Linked DNA regions of Homo sapiens: region 1 is linked to region 2. A link is a loop called in an ENCODE intact Hi-C map of the cell type or tissue named here. Cell type or tissue: gastrocnemius medialis. All regions are shown on one strand. Each heading gives the region's core, and the rest is flanking DNA. Links, peaks and the distances in the headings are about the cores only.

What was found. Peaks named below come from ENCODE experiments on the same cell type or tissue, not always from the same donor. Only the 100,000 strongest peaks of a DNase experiment are listed, where the experiment ranks them.
Region 1: a loop joins it to region 2, with 4 times the contacts of the local background. A loop is called at or near these places in 1 of 110 quality-filtered maps.

The regions. Positions count from the first base shown.
Region 1 is chr5:6,809,376-6,818,138 of GRCh38, reverse strand. The region is part of intron 1 of LINC02236 (long intergenic non-protein coding RNA 2236); the gene reads right to left. Among named protein-coding and RNA genes, the nearest start is that of MIR4278, 14 kb to the left of the region's middle. In gastrocnemius medialis, for the core only: no CTCF peak of the experiment used is centred there; a DNase peak (open chromatin) is centred at 4,913.
Region 2 is chr5:7,439,508-7,448,270 of GRCh38, reverse strand. The region is part of intron 2 of ADCY2 (adenylate cyclase 2); the gene reads right to left. Among named protein-coding and RNA genes, the nearest start is that of ADCY2, 48 kb to the right of the region's middle. In gastrocnemius medialis, for the core only: no CTCF peak of the experiment used is centred there; no DNase peak of the experiment used is centred there; H3K27ac peaks cover 1,745 bases.

The sequences.
Region 1 (8,763 bases), core at 2,498-6,497, 630 kb after region 2:
CTGCTATAAAGACACATGCGCACGTATGTTTATTGCGGCACTATTCACAATTGCAAAGACTTGGAACCAACCCAAATGTCCATCAATGACAGACTGGATTAAGAAAATGTGGCACATAGACACACCATGGAATACTATGCAGCCATAAAAAAGGATGAGTTCATGTCCTTTGTAGGGACATAGATGAAGCTGGAAACCATCATTCTGAGCAAACTATCACAAGGACAGAAAACCAAACACCGCATGCTCTCTCTCATAGGTAGGAACTGAACAATGAGAACACCTGGACACAGGAAGGGGAACATCACACATTGAGGCCTGTCCTGGGGTGGAGGGAGGGAGGAGGGATAGCATTAGGAGATACACCTAATGTAAATGATGAGTTAATGGATGCAGCACACCAACATGGCACATGTATACATATGTAACAAACCTGCACGTTACATGCACCTTAGAACTTAAAGTATAATAAAAAAAAATTTAATAATAAAATTTAAAAAAATTAAGAAAAAGAACTGATTCTCACCTATGTCTGGAGGTCCGTGAGTGGTAGACCCTACAAACATACTCAGCAATGCCCAGGCGAGCTGAGGACAGCACGGAGGTGAGAAGAGGCGTAACTGGATGGGAGGGCACAGACACCAGTGAAGCCAAATCTGGCACAGCAAGAAACCTGTCCCGATGTGTCATCAGAGGGCACCACAGAGAGCTAGAAAACGAGCTAGGATCCCAGCCACCCAGAGGCAGCAAAGCGAGTTGAGACTCCCCATTCTCAGAAGGAGCTTTCAGCTCAAGAAGCTACTGCATCCACTGGGGATCATCCATGCAAGGGGGCTGTGAGAAGCCACCTGGACCCCTAAAAAACAGGACTATTCCCTGGTATTGCTGGAGCCAAGAAAGGTGCGAGGTTGTTTAAGACTGAAAAAGAGCCCCGCAGAGATGTGTGCTCTGTCACCCTTGGAGCTCAGGCCATCTTGTGAGCTGACACCCTCTCTCAGCTTGGCCCCGTGGCAACAGACATGGTCAAACTTTGTAGATGTACAAGAGGGAGAAGGGGAGAGAAAACCCTTTAGGGGAGAAAACTTTGAAAAGCATCTCAATTTAACCCAATGGAAGCCAGAAGAGGCCAAGCAATGGACTAGACATGGCTGGAATACCTGGAGCTCAATAGCAGCAACAAGGAAAAATTTAAGAAAGAAATTAAAATGGTTCAGTAAACCTATTTGCTTAACATAAAAGAAGGCAGTAAAGGACCAAAAACAAGACGTACAGAAAAAAAAAAAATAGCAAAATGGTAGACAAAAGTGCAACTACGTCAATGGGTTAAATGCACCAAATAAAATACAGAGATTGTCAGAAAGACAAGTAAGACCTAATTGAAATACTGTCTATGAGAGATTCAAGTTACATTTAAAGGTGCAAATAGGTTGAAAGTAAAAGGATTTAAAAAAAAAACATGTATATTGTGAGAACAGTGGCCATAAGAAAGCTGGAGAGGCTATAGTAATATCAAGCAAAATAGATTTTAAGACAAGATATATTAGTATATTATCCTATAGGCCAAAGAAAAAAATTACAGGGGAAACTGGAAATAACTTGAACTGTCTCAGATATTTGGGGTTCACCATACCCACTAGAAAGACTATACTCAAAAAGACTAAAAAGGCCGGGCGCGGTGGCTCATGCCTGTAATCCCAGCACTTTGGGAGGCCGAGGCAGGTGGATGACTTGAGGTCAGGGGTTCAAGACCAGCCTGGCCAACATGGTAAAACCCCATCTCTACTATAAATGCAAAAATCAGTAGTACATGGTGGCATGTGCCTGTAGTCCCAGCTACTCAGGGGACTGAAGCAGGAGAATCACTTGAACTTGGGAGGCAGAGATTGCTGTGAACCAAGATAGCACCACTGCACTCCAGCCTACACTCCGGGCTAGATGACAGAAAGAGACTCCATCTCAAAAAAAAAAAAAAAAAAAAGAATACCAAGTTCAGGATAAGGAGAACTTAGATCCCTTTTTCTCATGCCTGAGGGGATGTAAAATGGGGCAGACACTTTGAAAAACAATTTGGCAGTTTCTTAAAAGGTTAAACATATACTTACCACACAACCCAGCCATTCCACTCCTAGCTACCCTAGAGAAAGAAAACATATGTCTACAAAAAGACTTTTATAAAAATGTTCATAACAACAACATCCATGACAGCCCCAAGCGGGAAAGCATCCAAATCTCTATCAACAGGAAAATTAGCAAAATGTAGTATATTTGTGCCATGGAGTACTACGCAGCATAAAAGAGGCAAACTGCAAATACAGGCAGCAACACATTTGAACCTCACTGCATTATGCTAAGTGGAAGAAGCCAGCCACCAAATAGTAAAATTGCATGACCCTATTTATATCAAAATTTCTAGAAAAGATTAAAACTTATAGACAGAAAGATGAGTCGTTGTCTGTAGCTACAGTGGCCCGCGGGAGCAGGACTGGCTGCAAATGAGTGAGAAGGAACTTTTTGGCATGATGAAAATGTTCTGAAACTTGATGGTGGTGATGGTTGAACAAGTTTCTATTACTAAATATCACTGTACATTTAAAGTGAATGAATTGTATGGTATGAACATTATAACTCAATAAACCCATAAAAAAGAAGAAGAAAAAACCCTGCAAGCAACGGTAATGTAGTCAATGGGGCATCATAAAAGGTGTTATAGACTCATTAGGGGATTCTTTCCTAAACAAAGTAATGCATTTTACTACCACATTCCGGTGTCAAAGAAAGGCAGAAGTGTCTGTATCTGTGTAAATTCACTTCCCACAATGTCCCTGCATCCCAGATCAGCCCCCTTAGAGGAGGCTCCATTTGTAGTATACTTAGCAGACAGCTTGTGTCTACACCTGCAGATCCACCACCTAATGAGACGGGAAGGTGCTTGGACAGATCCTGTGCCTGACCCTCTATCTAAGGCTATGTCAGTCTTATTTGCAAAACTCTTCTCATGAGGCATTAAAGTATGTTTTCTTTGCATTGCCATTTGGGCTGAAGACCAGCTGTGAAACACAAGATTAGACCTATGTCTGGGTTCCCGGTATCGCCAGGCATGGCATGCCAGTGCTGGCGCAGGAAACAGAGAAGCTTCCCCTGGCGCTCAGCCAAGGCTCCCAGGTACACCTAATGACACTTGCTGATCACAACCACTTTTCTCGAAGAGATTTCAAGGTTTTACACATTAATGTGGCAGCCTTCATATGGAAATTGGGCTTTCCAGATACTGGAAGCTAGAAACAGGGGTGGGCAGGTGAGTTTTCACAGTAGACTCCCCTGGGGATAAGAGGGATCTATTTTGCTGCTTTTGCCGATTGCCATGGTGTGAAGGCTCTCCCCATGGCCGATTTTAAGTGACTGACTTAATGTTCGCGAGCGTGAAGTTAGGAACAGAGGTCACAGCTGGCTCCAGCACACCTGTGCCTGGGGACAGAGGAGGAGCAGGAGGACATGAGGCACATACGTGACAATGACATACATGACATTAGGCACATACAATGTTTAATCAAGACTGAAAATGTCAGAGTAGAACCATGTCACTTTATTACTTGAACAGGTGAGATAAATTTAAAAGCATTTCAAATTTAACAAGCTGTTAATTACTATTCATATTGTTTTTCTGAATTTGGTTGTACCATTGGCAAATTTTCAGTAGGACCATTTGCATAGATATGTATTATATATACACACATACATATACACACACAGCATATATATATAGACATACCACCCCACATATATACATATACATATGTTAGAGTCTATCCATACACTTACACACATGCTAGAGTCTATAATCTTCTAGTTAGTTACAAGAAAATGGCTCATCGTGATCCTTAAATAACAGAAAATAGATTCCTCTCCAATAATATGAATCCTCCTATGATTTCCCTGAAATTACTGGAAAATGCTAATTAACCATACCTTGATCTCACAGCTTCGAACCTAATTGAGAAATTCACCCAAGACTCAGAAGGGGCTGAAAATTGCAGCATTGTCATCAGTAAAGCCGAATGAGAGACCGAGGCTAAGCATTGAAGCCCAAATAGACCTCTGAGTCCTGCTTCCATCACTGCGTCCACCTGCAGAGCAGCTGGGCAGACACCAGCCAACCACTTTGCTCAGACAAACATGAAAATCTGATTTTATTTCATGGCCTAAACCTCAGAGAAGGTGAAAACCCTCCAATATCTGGATGCTAGTCTAAGGACTAACACAGGCCCCAACCCACCATGATTGCAACAGATCAGGCCAGAGCACAGGTTCTGAGGACCTGCAGCCAATTTCTGCCGACGTATGTTTAGCATACCAGCAGTAGCTCCCAATTGTGAGGCATACACCACACCAGGCTTTTCCAAAGCTTTATTATTAACCTTGACAAAACCTGCTGGACATGTGAATTCCATTTTAGAGATATGAGTGTTCAGAGAGGTTAAGTAGCACGCCTGAGGTCGCCCAGCTGCTAATGGGAAAATCAGGATTCTTGCTCATAACTGTCTCACTCCATGGATAATTTGTGTGCAGGCAAAGTCCTCATGCTTGGCCAGGAGCCAGGCAGGTAGCTGCCAAGATTCCAGGTATATAATCATCAGGCACAAAACCTGGCCAAAAGAGATCAAACAGAAGTCCCCTGGAAATAACCATAATCTGTGGAGCACATTTCCTGTTTGGGGCACATCTCAATGCCTTGCACACCTCATTTCAAGCAGGCCCTCCCACGCCTTATAAAATACTTATCAACTTCACTTACAGCCAAAAACCCGGGACCTTAACCAAACAGCAGCCTTATCTGACATTGAGCTATTCTGCTTCCTTGCCTTTTGCAGACTGAAGCCTGAATAGGCTCAACACTGATTGCAAAAGTCTTGTGGCCTAGAGCCAAAGCTTCTTGCAGTTTCAAGGCTCTTTGGCTTGATCTCATTGCTAGACAGAAATTCTGGTGTGAATGGGCTTCCCTCACTCACAATGCACCAGCTGGCCTTGCTGCCAGAAAGTCACCATTTTTCCAAGGGTGGTGCTAGGATCCAGGTCCTCAGGAGGAACCATCTAAAGATGGCAGGAGAAGACCACGTCTCATCTTGAACAGAAACACCTGAGTCCAGGGCTTGGCTGAAGCCAAGAGCAGGAGTAAACAGGCTGGGATTAACATGAGTTCTCGCTGATACCCTGAGCCAGTGATTCCTGCCCCACGACACCTGTGGATGCTTATATAGTAAGAAGGAAAACAAACACTGTCCCTCTCTCATTAACACCGAAACATTTACCTCCCTCTAGCAACAATTTTTTTTTTTGAGGTAGAGTCTCACTCTGTCACCCAGGCTGGAGTGCAGTGGCGCAATCTCAGCTCACTGCAACCTCCGCTTCGTGGGGTTCAAGCTATTCTCGTGCCTCAGCCTCCCGAGTAGCTGGGATTACAGGTGTGCATCACCATGCCTGGCTGATTTTTCTCTTTTTAGTAGAGACAGGGTTTCTCCATGTTGGCCAGGCTGGTCTCAAACTCCTGACCTCAGGTGATCCTCCCACCTCAGCCTCCCAAAGTGCTGGGATTACAGGCGTGAGCCACCATGCCCAACCCCTCTATTAACAACTTTTAAAAGTGGCATTCTGAACAGAATGAAAGGGTCATCATTTATCTCCGGCTGTAGTTACTATTGGGCTACCTTTATCTAGGGATCCAGTTACTGACCCAGGTCCTCATCTAACTGAGGCTTCTCATCTCCAAGACACGGAGAACATCAGCAAGGCTGGACGTGGAGCCCCCTCCTCCACCAGAGGTGCTGTTTCACAAGATGGTACCTCCACTTCCCCAGGTCCAGGCTCCTCTTGGCAGGCCCCAGCTTGGAGTCCTGGATCTGTGCACATGGTGGTAGGTGCAGACATCAGACCGGCACAAATCATGAATGTACTTTCTGTTCAGCTTTGAGGATTGGTCAGTGACTAGCAATGAGAGACAGAGAGAGTCTTTGCAGAAATGACAAACAAAAGGTTTGACAGCTGACACAGAACGTGGAAACTTGAGAACCCTGTTGTTCCAGCTAAGACATGGGAGCAAAAAATAAAAACCTAGCCCTATCCTATAAAAACACTTTTCAAATGCAAAAGATATCTGTAAGTTGGATTTTGAGTTTGAGTTTGAGATTTTCATAAAGCATAGTAAGAAAAACTCCCATCTTAAAATTACCATTGTCAGAGAGAGTTCACAAGGGGCGAGGTGAGCAGTAGCAATTAATAATTTAGCATTCATGTAATATCTGGCATTTGCAAACTGCTTTCCCATCATCTTTTCTTATTGCTGCTCACAAGCACTGCAGGTAGGGAGTCAGCAATAATTATGTCCTAAGCTCAGAGAGGTGCTGGGTCAGTAACTGGATCCCTAGAGAAAGATAACCTAATGGTAACTAGAGCCTGAGATTAATGACGACCCTTTCATTCTGTTCAGAATGCCACTTTTAAAAGTTGTTAATAGAGGGAGGTAAATGTGTCAGCTGCATTAATAAGAGAGGTGTGGTGTTTGTTTTCCTTCTTAGTATATAAGAGCCAGATAATCAAAATACACATACAAAAATACCACTGACAGTAAGGGTCCAAAAGAGGTAATGCTTTCACTAGTACTTTGAGACATGACTTTTGTTATTTAAAAGCAGAGACATTTGAAATTTGTGGGTATTTTCCATTTCGGAGAGACGGACTTTGAGACCACAAACCATAGTCAATACTAACTATGCTTTAACTCTTCTAAGATACAGAGCAAGCACATCATCAGCCAACTAGGGAGTGGTCCAGTCTTTTCCACTCTTGTGAATATGAGTGGCTAGCCAGTGGGAAGGGACCCTCATCTTTGCTGTATGAGTTGAGCCCCCGCCTTCTGCTGGGCACCATACACAGACATCAACAGCAAGCCCGGTCTGGCCCTGCCTTTGCTGGAGAGGAGGGGCATCCTCATCTGCCTATGCCAAGGCCTGTGGGAAGGGACGTGATCCTGGGCAACAGAGAAGCATAGTGTGACAGGTCCAGAAAAGGGTTCTGAGAATGTGACATTGAGCTGACGTCTCAGGGTGAGTAGGTATTAACTGGAAAAGAAGGGAAGAGGGAACAGCATGTGCAAAGACCCAGAGGTGGAGGCTGCACAGGTCATTGGAGGGATGAAAATGAGGCCAAGAATCCAGAGCTCAGAGTGAAGGTGCAGGAACAGATGGAAACAGAGAGCCAGGGCTGGGAAACAATGGCCACACACAGAGGGCAGCACGCAGCAGCTTGGGCTCCAAGACTGAGCCTGACCTGCCACTTAGCAGCAGCCACCACTGACGAGTTCCTTACTACCTCCATGTCCAGCTTCTTCACCCGTAACTGGAGGCCACAACAGAATCTACCTTACAACATTCTGCAGAACAGTCAATGCTCCATAGAGTGCACATAAAACATTCTAAAACGGGGTCTGTTTTGCAGCAGAGATGTAAGAATTTTCTTTTAACCTGCACTGTTCCCATCCTGACATTTTCTTACCTTTAGGCAAGAGTTTCCTACCCTGTGTTCTATGGGACATTGTTCTGTAACATATTCTGAGAAAGGGTGCCCTAATTGAGTTTGAGAAACATTGCATATGGCACATTTAAGAATCTGAGAGTCCCACAGTTTAAAACAAAACAAAACTTTTTGTAACCAAGTGTGTGCCCTAACAAATCAACTATCCCATGCCGCTTCCTTTGTGCTGGACGCGAAGTTGTCAACTGTTCATAATCTGTGTCTGACTCCACGAAATTTCCATGCAGAGAATGTTGAGAGGCATCAGCCAACAATCATTCCAGACTCTGGCGCGTGCATTTGCAGGCCTGCAGCAGAGCAGTTTCATTGTTGTTATTTAGGAAATAAATTAGCTCCAAGTACCCATTTATGATACAAATGCTCAGGCAGTCCTCATTTCTCAGAGCTTTTTCCTGACCCATAGCTATAATTTTCCATTTATTCAGTGGATGACATCCAGGGAACAAATATGTGTTACTTGAACGATAAGCCCTTGTTAGCGTTATTTCATCTCTCAGTTTCAGGCTCCTCATCTGTAAATCACGGTATCAGACTAGGTGGCCTAAAAGCCCTTCCAAAACTAGGATTATATGATTCTATGTTAAAATCTTTCCAGGTTGTGCATTTTCTGTTCTTAGGTGGCCACTGAGATGGACCCAGTCTCGATATGAGCAGATGGACACACATCCATCACAAATGAAGGACAGATTTCTAGGCCTCCGTGTGCTTCCATTATTTCATCCCTTTTAGCAGTGCTAAAGAATATTCACCAAATGCATGATCATGATTACTTTTGTAATTTTCTATGTGTCTATTTTTTAAAAAGCATTAAGTACAGAAAAATATATTTAAAAAAATAACATAAAGGAAAAGTGCCCAAATGTTAACATTTGTTAAATCATGAATATGTATGTTTCTGGGATTCTTCTTTGTGTTTTTAAATCTTTCAAAATTTAAAAACGATAATCTTCAGTAAGTGATAAATTCTCTTAATGGCGATCTCTTCACAAGTCTCTGAAGTCGTCTTTTATACACGCTTCATCATTTCCTTGAGTTAACTGTCTCAAGGCTTAAATTTAGAAATAGAAATACATCCCTGCTTCTTGCCCTGCAAAGTTCATGTTTGGCGATTCTCTCATAGACACAGCATTATTTGCATGAGACCAAAATTAAGCTCTCACTAATGGCAGCCGGGAGCTA
Region 2 (8,763 bases), core at 1,432-5,431:
AATGTATTCTCCTGATAACTCCTTTGAGACAAGTAGGACAGGGTACTTAGCTCTTCATATTGAAGGAGCTCCAGAGCTGCAGCTGAGGGAAGCAATAACCAGAAAGACCCCATCCCTACCTCAGGGTCTTGTGGGATTAGAAGAAGCCAGAGTTCCAGGTGTCCCCAGACAGCACACAGGGTTTGCACACAAGAGGGCCTGTTGTAAGCAGAGCAACTTCAGAGGGGTGCTTGTGCCAAGATATTTGGGAGGCCTCTTCAAGGGACACCCTCTGGTCACCGTGTCTGTGGAAGTCTTGGCCAAGCTCTGCAGCTGCCCCCTCCCTTCGGTAGGAAGCCCCAGGTCCTCAGGAAAAGCTTCTGCAGCCCCATTAGGTCCTGCTCCTTGTAAGCCCCTCCCCAGGCTCTGCTCCGGCCTTTTGGACACTTTTCTTCTGGATTTTCCCTCCAGCCTCCCCGTTAAACCAACTGTGAGTGCAAGAAATTCTGCTGAGATCTGGTACAACAGCATCTTCCACCTTTGGCCCTGGAAGCCCCTCATCTGCAAGATCCAGCTCCCCACTGTGCTGATCTCTTCCTGCTCTCAGAATAGCCTCCTCCTGCCTCTCGACCTCTTCACTGTGCAGGACCCCCTGGCTTCCCACTCACTGCCCAGCTGCAGGCTGTGGGAGTGAACATTTCTGCTAGAAGAAAGGCAGACAAACAAAGCTGAAAAACAGAAATCACATGAGGTAGGGGGAGGTGTGGAGATTACCTGACCAGACCTGGAAGCCACCCTGTACCAGCACAGAGCTGGACAGGCCCTGAGGTCCAGGATCTCAATTCCCTGAACCAGATTCTGAAGTGAAGGGATCCCTATAAGAGACTTGCTTTCCCACTGCCAGGATGATGCCCACTGCCAGGATGATGCTGCAAGCCCTTTCCTCTGAGGGGCAGGAATAGCCGTGGCCAGGCAGGGTCACAGGCAGTTAGACCTCAGTGTGCAGGGCCGTCCAGGCCAGAGACATCAAGAACCTAAATTAGAGGTGAGACCACAGGAGAGACCCGAGAGTTGCAGAAGAGCTTGGGGGATTTTGTTCTGGAGGGATCCCCAGAACAAGCTTCTGAGTAAGGTCGGGTGGTGGGCACTGAGCCTATTTAACTTCAGCCCTTGTACCAGATGACCGACTAAGGGAAAGAGTGATGACAGACAGCGTAACTGTGACGCACTCCGAAAGTGAAGAAACACATGCGTCACCTGCAGCTAACAAAACAAGCAGCATCCTTCAGAATTCAAGGATGAACTTAACATGAGAGGGCAGGGTCTGTGGATACTCATTAATTTTGGTAGTGCTTATAAGAGCAGGAAGCCAATAGTCCTATCAAAGAGGTATTGTAGAAGAACATTGTAGAAGAGTATTCACAGAAGGCAAATGCAAAAGAAAAATATAGTTCTTTCTAAGTGCCAAAAGAAACCATCTCCCCTTTTAAAATAAGCAAATAAAACAAATAGACCGCATGGCAAGACTATGTATCTATACTGTGCACACACGTGGGTATGGATCCAACTGTGTGTTCACTCACAGCAGAACTGAGACCAAGAATGCTGACTGCATCGATAAATGCAAATGGCCCTCTCTCACCTATAAAAACAAGACTTTCGGGTTACAAAACAATAACTCTATTCTGTATACCAAAGACTCACATTTATGTATGTATGTATGTATGTATGTATGTATGTATGTATGTATGTATTTATTTCAGAGACAAGGTCTTGCTCTGTGGCCCAGGCTGGTCTTGAATTCTTGGCCTCAAGCAACAAAGACAATTGAAATATCCCAGAAAGCTTAAAAACAAAGAAATGTAAAAGAAATTACCAGGCAAAAGCAATAAAATATAATCTGAAGTTAGAATTTGATATCACACATCATGAAATTTAGAATAAAAATTATTTAAAATAAAACAAATACAGGTGCTTTATAATGCCAGAGACTACAACGAACAATCAAGTTTCTTAAATATAGTTGAAGATATTAAATGATCTATGAAATTCATTTCCAAAAACATCAAAAGGCATTTAACAAAATACAACAACAATTCTTTATAAAAACATCCAGTAAAAGAGGAGTTGATGGATGCTTACTTAACATTGAATGTAATTATGTAAATATAAAAATTTTAGTCCAAATGCCAGCTCTTACTTAATATGGAAACACTGGAGAGATTCCTACTAGAGTGAGAAAAACTGCACAGATGCCAACTGTCGCCACTATTATTAAACATGGTAATGGATGTATTAGACGATGCAATGAGACAAGAGAAAGCAATTAGAAGCACCAGAATTGAAGGAGAAAAGACATAAAACAATCTTTATATGCAGATAAAACTGTGTGAAGATTCAAAAGTGCATTAAAAGACTGTTGAAAACAATATGAGGATTCTTTCAAATAGCAGAACATGAATTTAAGAGAGAAAAATCAATAAACCCAATTTAAAACAAAAATATGAAAAAAAGAAGACACAGTGCTAGAAAATATCTTTTACATAATAAAATAATTGAATGAATGAATGATAAAAAATGCAATGCTGAGGCACATAAATGAGATACGTGTTAAACCTGTATGAGGAACTTAGAACACTCCTGAAAGAATGATTCATGTAGACATGCATAAATGGAAAATGTAATGTTTTTGGATGAGATCACAAAGTCACCACTTCTCTTTAGGTTTAGTTATAATTTTAATGCAATCCCCATAAAAACATCTACATGTTTTAATTTTTTTCTGAGGGTAGGAAGTCCATTATAAAATGTGTAATATTATAAAAGATCTAGCAGATATTAAACATATAATTTCCAAAAATAAAACAGAGTGGTCCTGGCACCCACAGAGGCTAACAGAAGAAAATGAAATCGATGAAATGACCTGAGTGCAAGTGGAGATGAAGCACAGGAAAGCAGGGTGACCTTCCAGTAAACTGCACTGGGCCAGCTGGGTAGCCACATAGATAAAGATGACACTGGATATGCATGTCACACTTCCCACGGGGACAAATGCCCCATGAATCAGTAATCTAAGTGTAAAACTGAGCTCATGAAAGTGCACTGCTTTATAACCCAGCAGTGGGAGTGAGGGGAAACAGACTTCCTAAATATGTCTCCAAACACACTATAAGATTGATCTACTTAACTACATAAAAACTTAAAATAGAACTTCTGTATGCAAAACATCACACCAAAATGCAAAAGACAAGGTAAAAACTGGGGAAAATCTTTGCAACTTAAATCAAAGGTAAATGACAAATATCCCTATGAATAAAGAACTCTTAAAACTGGAGAACAACCTAATCCAATAACGGGCAAGACCACAAACAAACAGTGGAGAGGAGAAAAAATTCAAATGTCCTTTGGACACATGAAAAGCTGCTCAAGCTCACTTATAACAAACAAAATGCAAATCAAATCTGCCTTGGGATGTCGTTTCTCTAACTGTGTGATAATGCACTCACCTGATTGGCAAGCTGCAACCCAGGCACTGTTAGGCACTACTGGGGAAGAAAAGCAGTCCAAGCCCGGGGGAGTAAAATGAACAATAGCCAGCAATATCATGCTCATCCTTTGCCCTAAAAATCCTGTTCCTTAGAGACTATCCCAAAGATACACCGGCAAAAATGGAAAAAATTATTCATTGTAGCATTGCTAAGAGTAAAAGATTGAAAATAACTCCAATGTCAATCAATATTGGAATGATTAATGAATTAAGATAAACAGTGAAATGAAACATGCAGCCAAAAAATGAGCTCTGTATATTGATACAGAGTGTTAGCTATAGAATATCCTTTAGGAGGAAAAAAAAGGAGTAACTAAAAAGATAAAAACAGCCCCGGCGCGGTGGCTCACACCTGTAATCACAGCACTTTGGGAGGCCGAGGCGGGAGGATCACCAGGTCAGGAGATTGAGACCATCCTGGCTAACACGGTGAAACCCCATCTCTACTAAAAATACAAAAAAAATTAACCAGGCGTGGTGGCGGGCGCCTGTAGTCCCAGCTACTCGGGAGGCTGAGGCTGGAGAATGGCGTGAACCCGGGAGGCGGAGCTTGCAGTGAGCCGAGATCCCGCCACTGCACTCCAGCCGGGGAGACAGAGCGAGACTCCGTCTCAAAAAAAAAAAAAAAAAAAAGAGATAAAAACCAAAACCAGCAGAACTGTTCACCAAAAGGGGCTTGAAGAGAACAGGACAAAAATAGCAGGTATGAGGAAGATTTACCTGAAATCTCTCTGAGATTATATATAGATAGCCATATAGTTACAAGTTTGGAATTATGCATTTTATATATCCAAAAAGTCAATCTAAGTTTTACAGATGAAAACTGCTGAAAATTTAAAACAAAGTCAACACAACTATATATCAGGGAGAATCACAAAAACAGCAAGAAAATATTCCAAGGGATGTTAAAACACAATATTCCGACCCTATGTATTTCGTGAAATGCATCCTTAGAATGGAGACAGCAACAAAAAAATCTTAGCACTCAATCAGTGGTCATAGTATTAGTGTTAATACTGGTGTTTCAAAAATGTATATTATATATAAATATGTGTACGTGCTCACATACGTATCCTTTTTTTTTTTTTTTTTTTTTTTTTTTTTTGAGACAGAGTCTTACTCTGTCGCCCAGGCTGGAGTGCAGTGGCGTGATCTCGGCTCACTGCAAGCTCTGCCTCCTGGGTTCACGCCATTCTCCTGCCTCAGCCTCCCGAGTAGCTGGGACTACAGGCACCCGCCACCACGCCCAGCTAATTTTTTGTATTTTTAGTAGAGACGGGGTTTCACCATGGTCTTGATCTCCTGACCTCGTGATCCACCCGCCTCGGCCTCCCAAAGTGCTGGGATTACAGGTGTGAGCCATCACGCCCGGCCTTGTATTCCACAATAAAACAAGAATAAATAATTATTTAAAGGTGTTGAGTACGTAGATTTTAAATGTAAGAGTATATTCAGGCATAAAACTGAAGTTCCGATCTCATAATTTTAAATTTAAATAAGAAATGTTAGCATAAACTCATGGTCTCTTTCTCTTCAAAAACACTTCGTTTCTAGTTCTGTCTCCTAAAAATACATGAAAACAATGACATGGAGCAATGAGCCCTCCTTAAACACCATTCCCATCCCTGCTGTGGAAAAGGAAAGATGGAGGGTGTGTCAGGGGTATTTTGTTGTGCAGAAATCCAAAAGCTAAGAAAGACTAACAGGCTGTGTCCAAGGATGCAGAAGTGAACGTCATGGGGCTCTGACTAGCCAAAGAAGGGATAATTTGAGCATCAAAAATAATGGCTGTAACTGATAGAAACACATCAACTACATAAGAACATTTAGGATAATATTCAGGAGTATCAATCCAAGAGTTTATGTGATGCCCTCCAAAAAGAAAGCAACTCCCCCCAGAAAAATTAATCACCGAGTAATAGGGCACAGATTCCTTACTCTGAAAATTAGCAGTTGTTGAGAAAGTTAACAATTTATTCCTATTTTCCTATTCAAGTTTCATTTCAGATAAACTAATTAGCCCTACTCATAAGTGAAAGTTCCTTACAGGATAATTTCAAGAAAAGTAGAGAAACAAATGAAATAATGAGTCCAAACCAGGGTGAGTGAGAGATGAAACCAAGAAATGAAAGGGCAGTGAGAGAAAGAGCAGTGGAGGCATCAGTTTGTCACCCTCTGAGTCCACTGATCTATCTCAGTCCCAGGAAGACTGGGACAGAAAGACACGCTATCTCTCCTGATCACAACCAGGGGAACACACACCACCAGGGTAGCATTTTTGTCCTCGCCTCCAAAAATTAAAAGTTAAACCAAATCTAATGAAGCCATTAGAGGTACCGCTCAGTTTACAGAACATATTCAGTACAAAGACCCAGACACAAGCTAAAAGCCCAAGGAGATAGCAAATGGACAAATCTAGAATGTGAGGCATTGCACAGCCCAAGACAGAGCTTGTAAGATGAGCAATTTAGAGGATTCAAGTTGGATAGGAACAAAAGAGGAGAGACTAGTCTGGATGAGAAGACACACAGGAGGCACAACATGCAAATGCAATTAATGTCCCTAATGGGGATTTTGACTACATCAAACCAAATGCAAACAACAGACGTTTTTGAGACAACTGGGGCAATCAGAGTATAGACTGGATTGTGTCACAGCAAGCAGACATGGTTAGTTTTGTTAAGTGTGATAATGGTGTATCAGTCAGGGTCCTATCACAGAAATAGAATCAATAGGACCTATACCAGAAAAACAGAGAGAGTTTAAGGGATTCACTTATGTAATTGTGGCGGTTGCCAAGTCTAACATGACGAGGGCGGGCTGGTGGACCGGACACACTGAGGCAGGAGCTGAGGCTGCAGACCTGAGGCAGAATGTCTTCTGCTCTGGGAAGCCTCCAATTTTGCTCTTAAGGCCTTCCAGCTGATGGGGTGAGGTCCACCCAGAATTTCAAGAACCACCTCTTTGAAGTCAATTGATTAGAGATGTGCCACCATATCTACAAAATTCCTTCAGAGCAACACCTAGACGTGTGTTTAATTGAATTATGAGGTACTATGGTTAGCCAAGTTAATACATAAAACTAACCATCACAAATATCATGGTGGTTATATAAGCATTTTGGGAGCCAGTGGCAGCTTGAAATGAACCATGGGGGCATAGTTATGCCTTGGAAAACAGCAACCACTATAAATCAGGGCTTTTTTTCTTTATTTTTTTTCCTCTGTCAGGTGGTTTACCAGCACGCTATCATCCTAGTCATCAAGTCAAGAAAATGTGTGTACATGTCCATTAACTTTTATATTGACTGATTATTTAAAAAAAAAACACTAAAAATAATTAAATTTCATCAATATGACATGCAGTATCACTCAGCGAAGCATCTTCACTCGAAGGCATTAATTGATACTTGTTATACCCCAGTTTAGGGATTTCAGCCATCAGGAAGTAGGTTGTGACAATGGCTGCTGCTGCAATTCCATTCCGTCTCCCATGTATCAGTCTTGCCAAACTACTCTCAGTGGACAGCTGACCAGACATTGCTGGACGCCTCAACTCCAAACCTTGGAAATCCCCAGAAGTCAAGAAGTTTGTGTCCCTCAGTCACTTGATTTTTTTTTCAGGCATTCAAAATTCCTTTCTTCCTAAGAACGTATCTCCAAAACCGTCCTGCCCTCTACACCCTGACTGTAGCCTCTGGCTGAGCTCCCATCCTCCAAAGGTACAAAACCACGTTCAATTTCTGCAGCTCCGTTCCCTGCCTGCGCTAACTTCCTATGACTTGGTTTTCTCACCTGTAACGTGGAGACAGCAGCATCTTCTACCTCAAAGGGCTGTTCTAGCTCCAGTGGGTTCTTTGGCTCAGCCCCTCATAACCCTCCATGTGACTGCCTCTTCTGCTCAACTCTTGGGCCACACTGCTCTTTTTCTGGCTTATCCGACATGGTTATATGTCAGCATTTATTGATTTCTTTTGTATCATAAATTCTGTTTTTGACATTTTGAAAATCATCTGCTGCTTCCTAGGGTTTTTCCTATCTCTAAGAAATTTCTCACCATGAAGGATCACTGGCATCTTTAATCCTCATTAGCGGATCTGTCACTGTGTTTCCTCCTATAAAGCAACATGGTGGTGTTTGGGGGACTCTGGAAGGGCTGAATTAGGCTGAATAAGGGACAGAGAATGCTGTTTCCATGTAGCTTGTGCGTGCAAAAGGCCTAGACTCAAAATGTTCAGGATAAAATAGGTCCTGTTAATCATTCATCTGCAAAAATGCATGTTTCAACTCTGAAACGCAAAATGAAAAGATTTTTTTTAAAGTAGCTTAGGGAAAAAATACTTGAAAGGCTTCTGCAATTAAACATTTTAGAGCATAATCATAAAAGCTGAGTGCGCGCAGTGTATTTCTTCAGTGAATCATCTAGCTCCCTGTGAAAGAAAATCAAGAACATCCTTTGCTATATAATTTAATGCGATCTCTAAGTGAGGGCTCATTTTTAATAAATATAAAAGTAATGCATGACGAAATCCTCATCTTGACTGGATAGATGTCCACTCTATTATAACAACTTGAATTTAAGCCAAACCTGAGCACCCTCTCCTCAGACCTAGGACTTCTTGACATCTTTCATTATTCTTATCATTTTTAAATTCTCTCATCTTTGACATCACAGTCACTACACATAGCTGGAACTTCTCCTGTGATGTGGATGCTGTCCACCCCTCTTCTCTGTACTTCTCACCCATCTTATTCCACAGCTTTGGAACAATCGCAGGTTTACTTTTAAAACAACCTTTCTCTTGAGCTCTGAACTCTCCTCTCACCCCCGGAATTCTTCACCTGTAGAGTGGTAAACTCCTTCACTCCCTCCCACCTGTGTCTCCCATTTCTCCTCTCTGCCACATTCAAAACTTGCAGCCAGCTTAGCTCCTCCTGCTCTTCTCCATCCTCATCCATGACATGAAGTGCCCTGGACTCTTCCACAATGTCTTCTACAATCAGATGGATTGTGTATAAAATATGGACTCTGGAACTTTCTCCGTGACACTTTCTCATTGATAGTAGTTACCATTATTCCATTTTGTTTGATATGAACTTAATAAATTACAAGTGTTCTAATAGAGAATAGTTAATATTAATGAGGTTACTATATGCATAATGTATATGTACACACATACTTTTGTGTGTGTGTGTGTGTGTGTGTGTGTGTGTGTATCTTAACCCAATTTGGCTATG